Linked DNA regions of Mus musculus: region 2 is linked to region 1. The links are chromatin contacts, found by POLR2A ChIA-PET in ENCODE. All regions are on one chromosome and are shown on one strand. The core of a region is the stretch at or near the end of the contact, and the rest is flanking DNA. Distances in the headings are between cores, read along the strand shown. Region 1 holds the start of Grcc10 (gene rich cluster, C10 gene). Region 2 holds the start of Cdca3 (cell division cycle associated 3).

Evidence for each region. ChIA-PET counts read pairs that join two places held with the same protein, here RNA polymerase II (POLR2A).
Region 2: POLR2A ChIA-PET joins it to region 1 with 138 read pairs in embryonic stem cell. The contact joins the promoter of Cdca3 here to the promoter of Grcc10 in region 1. POLR2A ChIA-PET finds 5 or more read pairs at or near these places in 4 of 5 experiments (Patski and embryonic stem cell).

What each region holds. Positions count from the first base shown.
Region 1 is chr6:124,739,738-124,742,464 of GRCm38, forward strand. Grcc10 (gene rich cluster, C10 gene) reads right to left here and starts at 1,332. Exons shown (of 3, transcript NM_013535.2): 1 at 1,183-1,332; 2 at 782-958. The coding sequence starts at 1,234. Rnu7 (U7 small nuclear RNA) reads right to left here and starts at 1,549; the gene lies at 1,488-1,549.
Region 2 is chr6:124,828,867-124,831,593 of GRCm38, forward strand. It overlaps Cdca3 (cell division cycle associated 3), which reads left to right and starts at 1,310. Exons shown (of 6, transcript NM_013538.5): 1 at 1,310-1,407; 2 at 1,637-1,784; 3 at 2,496-2,622. The coding sequence starts at 1,665. Usp5 (ubiquitin specific peptidase 5 (isopeptidase T)) reads right to left here and starts at 618. Exons shown (of 20, transcript NM_001326594.1): 1 at 419-618. The coding sequence starts at 529.

The DNA of each region.
Region 1 (2,727 bases), core at 82-2,581:
CCTGTCTCAAACAAACAAACAAAAAATTAAAAAGCATTATGTTTTCAGTCTCGGGTGAACCACGTTCAGCAGCTTAGCCTCAAGCAGCCTGATTTGAAAGAGACTCCCTGGTAGTCCTGGCTAGCTAACAAACAAACAAACAAACAAACAAACACAAAATTAATAAACAACTGTCCTTGGGAAGAGAGGGCTCAACCTGCCACACCAAACCTATTAGCCAAAAGGCAGACAAGAAAGAGTTCAGGTACACGAGAGAGTTCAGGTTAGAGCTGGGCCCAGTGACTCAAGCCTGTCACTTACTCAAAAGGCTGAGAAAGGTGGGTCTCTGGTTCAAGGCCATTCTGGGCAACTTACTGCGATCCTGACTCGGGGAGAGCTGGGAAGTTCGAGGGCCATGGAGAAACACTTGCCTATGTAGGGCTTTGGACTCTAGAGCCAGAACTTTTGTTTGGTGGGTTTTTGTTTTTTCAAGACAGGGTTTTCTTTGTATAGCCATGGCTACCCTGGAACTCCTCACCCTACATACCAGGCTGGCCTTGAACTCAGAGACCTGCCTGCCTCTGCTTCTCAAATGCTGGGATGAAAGGCCACTGTGGCCATGCCTGGCTTCAAGAGCCATAACTTTTCAGGCGGGGCTTAAGTCTAGTCCCTGAACTGTGAGTGGCAATGTTTGATGTGACTGCCGCCCTGTGGCGAGAAAAAGATCGATCGGGGGGGGGGGGGGGCATCATCATGCGTCCCACCCCCAGTCCATTCCTTTGCCAAGCCCTGTGGGACCCACCTTCCCCGTCGCAGCTGAAGCCATAGGCTTTAATAACCTCTTGTTGGATCTGTGTGGCTACGGGCAGCACAAATTGCAGCATCTTGCCCATATCGTTGCACGCATTGTCTCTAGCCTCGTCCATGCGCACGGCATTCTCTGGGGCCGAGAACGCTTGAATCACCTCCGCCAGGACCACTGCGAGACGGAAGCATCCCAGAGAGGTCCGCGGAGGACGGCGGGCGAGCCCAGAGGAGGGAAGAGGCAGGGAATTAGTGGGCCGAGGCCTGCAAGCAACCCGATAAGCTTGTCCTCCCAACCCTTCGCCCTAATGGGCAAGGGCCCCACTTGGAGAGGCAAAGAATAGTATCGCGCCCTCCCCCCAGAAGACGGCCCACACCCAGACTAGGCTCTTTCCTCACCCTTGGCCTGCTCCGCGCTCAGGGCCGCGGGCTGAGCCGAGGCGGACGCCATAGAACGCCACTCGGTGCTTGAGTAGTGGGAACACAGAAGAGATCCGGAGAACCCTGCAGCCAGCCACCTCCCCCACGGATGCAGGCCAGAGGAGGCAGAAAGGAAGCGGGACCGCACGAGGCGGAAGTCTCAGAGCGTGGCTCTAGCACATACGCGTTTCCTAGGAAACCAGAGAAGGATCAAAGCCCCTCTCACACACCGGGGAGCGGGGAAGAGAACTGTTTTGCTTTCATTGTAGACCAGTGAAATTGGGAGGGGTTTTCCGACCGAAGTCAGAAAACCTGCTAGACAAATTCTAAAAGAGCTGTAACACTTGCGGAAGTGCGTCTGTAGCGAGCCAGGGAAGGACATCAACTCCACTTTCGATGAGGGTGAGATCAAGGTGCCATTTCCACACCCCTCCACTGATATGTGAATCACAAAGCACAGTTCCTTATTCGGTTCGATAAACAATATTCTAAAAGACTATTAAAACCGCTCGTTTCTTGAGTTTGTGACCGCTTGTAAAGGCTATGCAAATGAGTCAGTGCTGATTGGCTGAAAACAGCCAATCACAGCTCCTATGTTGTTAAAAAAAAAAAAAGAGCTTCGCGAGATTAAAGGCTTGGAGCTAAAGCCGAAGTGAATCGGACTTAAGTAGTGGCAGGCGATGTGGCCCGATGTCTTGTAGTCTCATCCTTACAAGTTCCCCACACTGCAAAGACTCTGGAACATCAGGCCCGACCGGGCATAGCGCCACATTTCTGTGATACCAGCACAAAAGCTGAGAAGTTCAAGGCCAGCTTGGGCTCCATGGCCCTGCTTCATTAAAAATAGAGGGGTTGCAAAGATGGCTCACCCTGCTTGGCAATTCCTAACTGCCCTAACTCCAAGCTACAGGGACCCAACAGCTTCTGGTCTCTTTTGAGGCCTTGCATTCATAAGCGCAGACATGAGCTCATACACCTAACTATTAGTAAATCTTTTACAAATACTAATCTTATTGGCCTCCATGTTATACACCTTTAACTGTTTCAAATCATAAACTATGCTGAGAAGGGATTCAGATCTCTGAAACTGTCTCTGGAGCACTCTGGTGGCACATTATGTCAGTGATGTACTTCCAAGGGCTGAGTAGGTCTTAGATTTGCTTATGCTTGCTGTGCGCCTATTCTTGCTCTGAACGGCCTCAGGAGCCTGAACTCCCCAATCTAAAGGTCTAGGACAGGGCACCCCATAAGTATAGCTGAGCATCCAAGATCAAGAAGAGCCTTGTCAGGTTAAAGAGATGGCTCAGGGGGTTAAGAGCACAGACTGCTCTTCCAGGTGTCCTGAGTTCAATTCCCAGCAACCACTTGGTGGCTCACAACCATCTGTAATGGGATTTGATATTCTCTTCTGGTATGCATGAAGACTCTTGTAAAATAAATGAGTAATAAAAAAGAGCCTTGTCCAACTCCTAAGTTTCCATAAGAAAACCCCATTCATCCCTTCCCACTTCCCCTACAACAACC
Region 2 (2,727 bases), core at 60-2,559, 89 kb after region 1:
TTGCCCTGAACAGCGGGGAGTCGCCCCTACTCCTCCCACATGAAACTACAAAACCCGGAGAGCCCTGCGCAACGTGCAAGGCCACATTCAAGGGTTTTTCTGGGAGTCGCCTGGGGGATGTAGTTCGCCGTACGGGTTACAATTCGAACTTAGAATAGGAACTAGGGACATGGCCAACTACAATGCCCATAATGCTTCACGAGACCAGGAGTGGGCAAGGCGAGAGCTGTAGCTTCCGGGAGTGGTAGTCATACTACAGCTACAGAGAATGAAAAGCAAAAGCAGAGAGGTATGGAGAAAACTACAAGTCCCAGGGTGCATCGCAAGGAGGCGGTAGCCCAAGGTTTGCAGGCCTGGCCGAATGACCAGGGCAATGGAAGGAAGTCGTGGTCGTCGCGGGCGTGGGGAATGGGCTTACCGGCGTGTCGAAAGAGAAAGCGCACTCGTCTTTATGGACCCGGTCTCCCGCCTTGGGGACACGGATCGTCGGTAACACTGACAGCAGCGCCTCTTCACTCAGCTCCGCCATGACACCGGCAGCAGCTCCTCCTCACACAGCAGCTCCCACTGTACCTAGTACCGCCCCCCTCCGTCTCTCGCATCCAATGAGCGCGACTCAGTGTGCGCATGCGCTAAAGGCAAGACGCGCGAGATCGGCAGTTGGACCCAGCCTGCCTCCTGGCGCTCCACCCTCTGCCCCCACTCAGCGAATACCAATAAAAAGCGCCGCGGGTACAACTGATGGCCGAAAGGACCAATCCTGCTCTCCCAGGGCAAGTGCTCATGTGGCGGTTCCAGGAGGGCTGGGAGTTGCAGGAGCTGTGATTCAAGGACTCTAGAATGCCTTACGTGCAGAGCAGAAACTGTGAATTGTTTAAACGCATTGATTACTGAAACTTTGCCAAGGACTCGTCCAATCAGAAAGCACTTGTCTTGGTATTTGAAAAGCAGTAGTCAATGAGGCGATTTTGAGAGATGCGTGATAACTCCGTCAACCAATAAGGATGGCTGTTTCGCTTTAGACAAACCATATTAACTCCGTCTCCAGCTGGCTTTGTGCATACAGTCTGATAACTCATTCTATTTTGTTTAATGAAACAGAAAGGCCGAGTGGCACCCATCAAGTCCACCGCTGTCAGGCTGATACTAAACAAAAGTCCCCAGCTCACGGAGCCACCACCGGAGGGCAAGCCAGTCCTCAGCCCATTGGCCAGTCCTCATGATAGACATCCTTCAGACCAATGGCTTTCTGCTCCGGAAGGCGCATTTTCCACAACTGGCCTATGAGAGTCTGCTTCGGCTTAGCCAATAGGGTCGGGGCAGGGGGCGTGGAGGGAAGTTTGAAACTCCGGGCTTTGGGAGTTATTTCTCTAGCTGGTGTTCGGGCAGAGGTCGAGCTGGGGCCCGGTAAGTAATGTGAATGAATTAGTGGTTAAATACGAAGGCTCCCGCAGACCTGACTGCTCTGTTAAAAATCTCCATTCGTTATCCTTGCAGAGTTCTCTGGGCTAGCGACCCGGAGGTTCCTCTGCTGGAAGCTGGGAAGATCGGGTGGGTATGGGGTCAGAGGTCCGACACGGAAGCAGTAAGCTCTGAGTCTCTTCTGACGGACGTCCCTTCCTCTGCATCTGCACAGCCGGGCCCCGTCCCCAGCCCCAGTGGAGATGGGTTCGACTCAGAGCGTCTCAGGCACTCCAGCACGGCCTCTGCCACGCAACAAGCAAGTGGCTCGAGTAGCAGACCCTCGTTCACCTAGTGCTGGCATCCAGCGCACTCCTATTCAGGTATACTGGGCTGGGCTGGGGAATGCAGGGAGGCTGTCTGGATGCGGGCCTCTGCCTAGCTTGTTTACATGAGCCCTCATTCCCACTGCCACTGGAACCCTACTTTCTCCATCCCTCCCCCTTTTATTATTTATTTTTGAGGCTCTAATATAATCTTGTCATATCTGCCTGTCCCTCCCTCCAAACCCTTCCGTATACCCCTCCTTGCTGTCTTTCAAATACATGATCTCTTTTTTCATTAGCTGACTTTCTGCCTTTTTTTTTTTTTTTTTTTTTTAAAGACGGGGTCTCACCATGTAGCCCTGTCACAATGGAGACCAGGTTGGCCTCAAACATATAGAGATCCTCCTGCCTCCCAAGTACTGAGATAAAAGGCATGTGCCATTACCGTGCCTGGCAACTTTCTGCATTCTTTAACCTGCACTGGGCAGTCGCAGGTCTGGCTAGAAATATGGGGAGGAGATAAAGGTCAGGGCCCAGACTTTTTTTTTTTTTTAAAGATTTATTTATTTATTTTGTATATGAGTACCCTGTTGCTGTCTTCAGACACACCAGAAGAGGGCATCAGATCCCATTACAGATGGTTGTGAACCACCATGTGGTTGCTGGGAATTGAACTCAGGACCTCTGGAAGAACAGCCAGTGCTCTTAACCGCTGAGCCATCTCTCCAGCCCAGGGCCCAGACTTATTCTAACCTGTGGTATTGACAGGTAGAGAGCTCTCCACAGCCAAGCCTACCAGCAGAACAGCTGAACGGTCTCAAACAGGCACAAGACCCAGATCCCCGCTCTCCTACTCTTGGCATTGCACGGACACCCATGAAGATCAGTGGTCCAGGCAAGTGATGGGCTCAGGGGGTGCCTGAAACTGACACCTATTCTAGGGTGCTTTCACCACCATTTTTGTTTTACTGGGTTGTTGTTGTTGTTGTTGTTGTTGTTT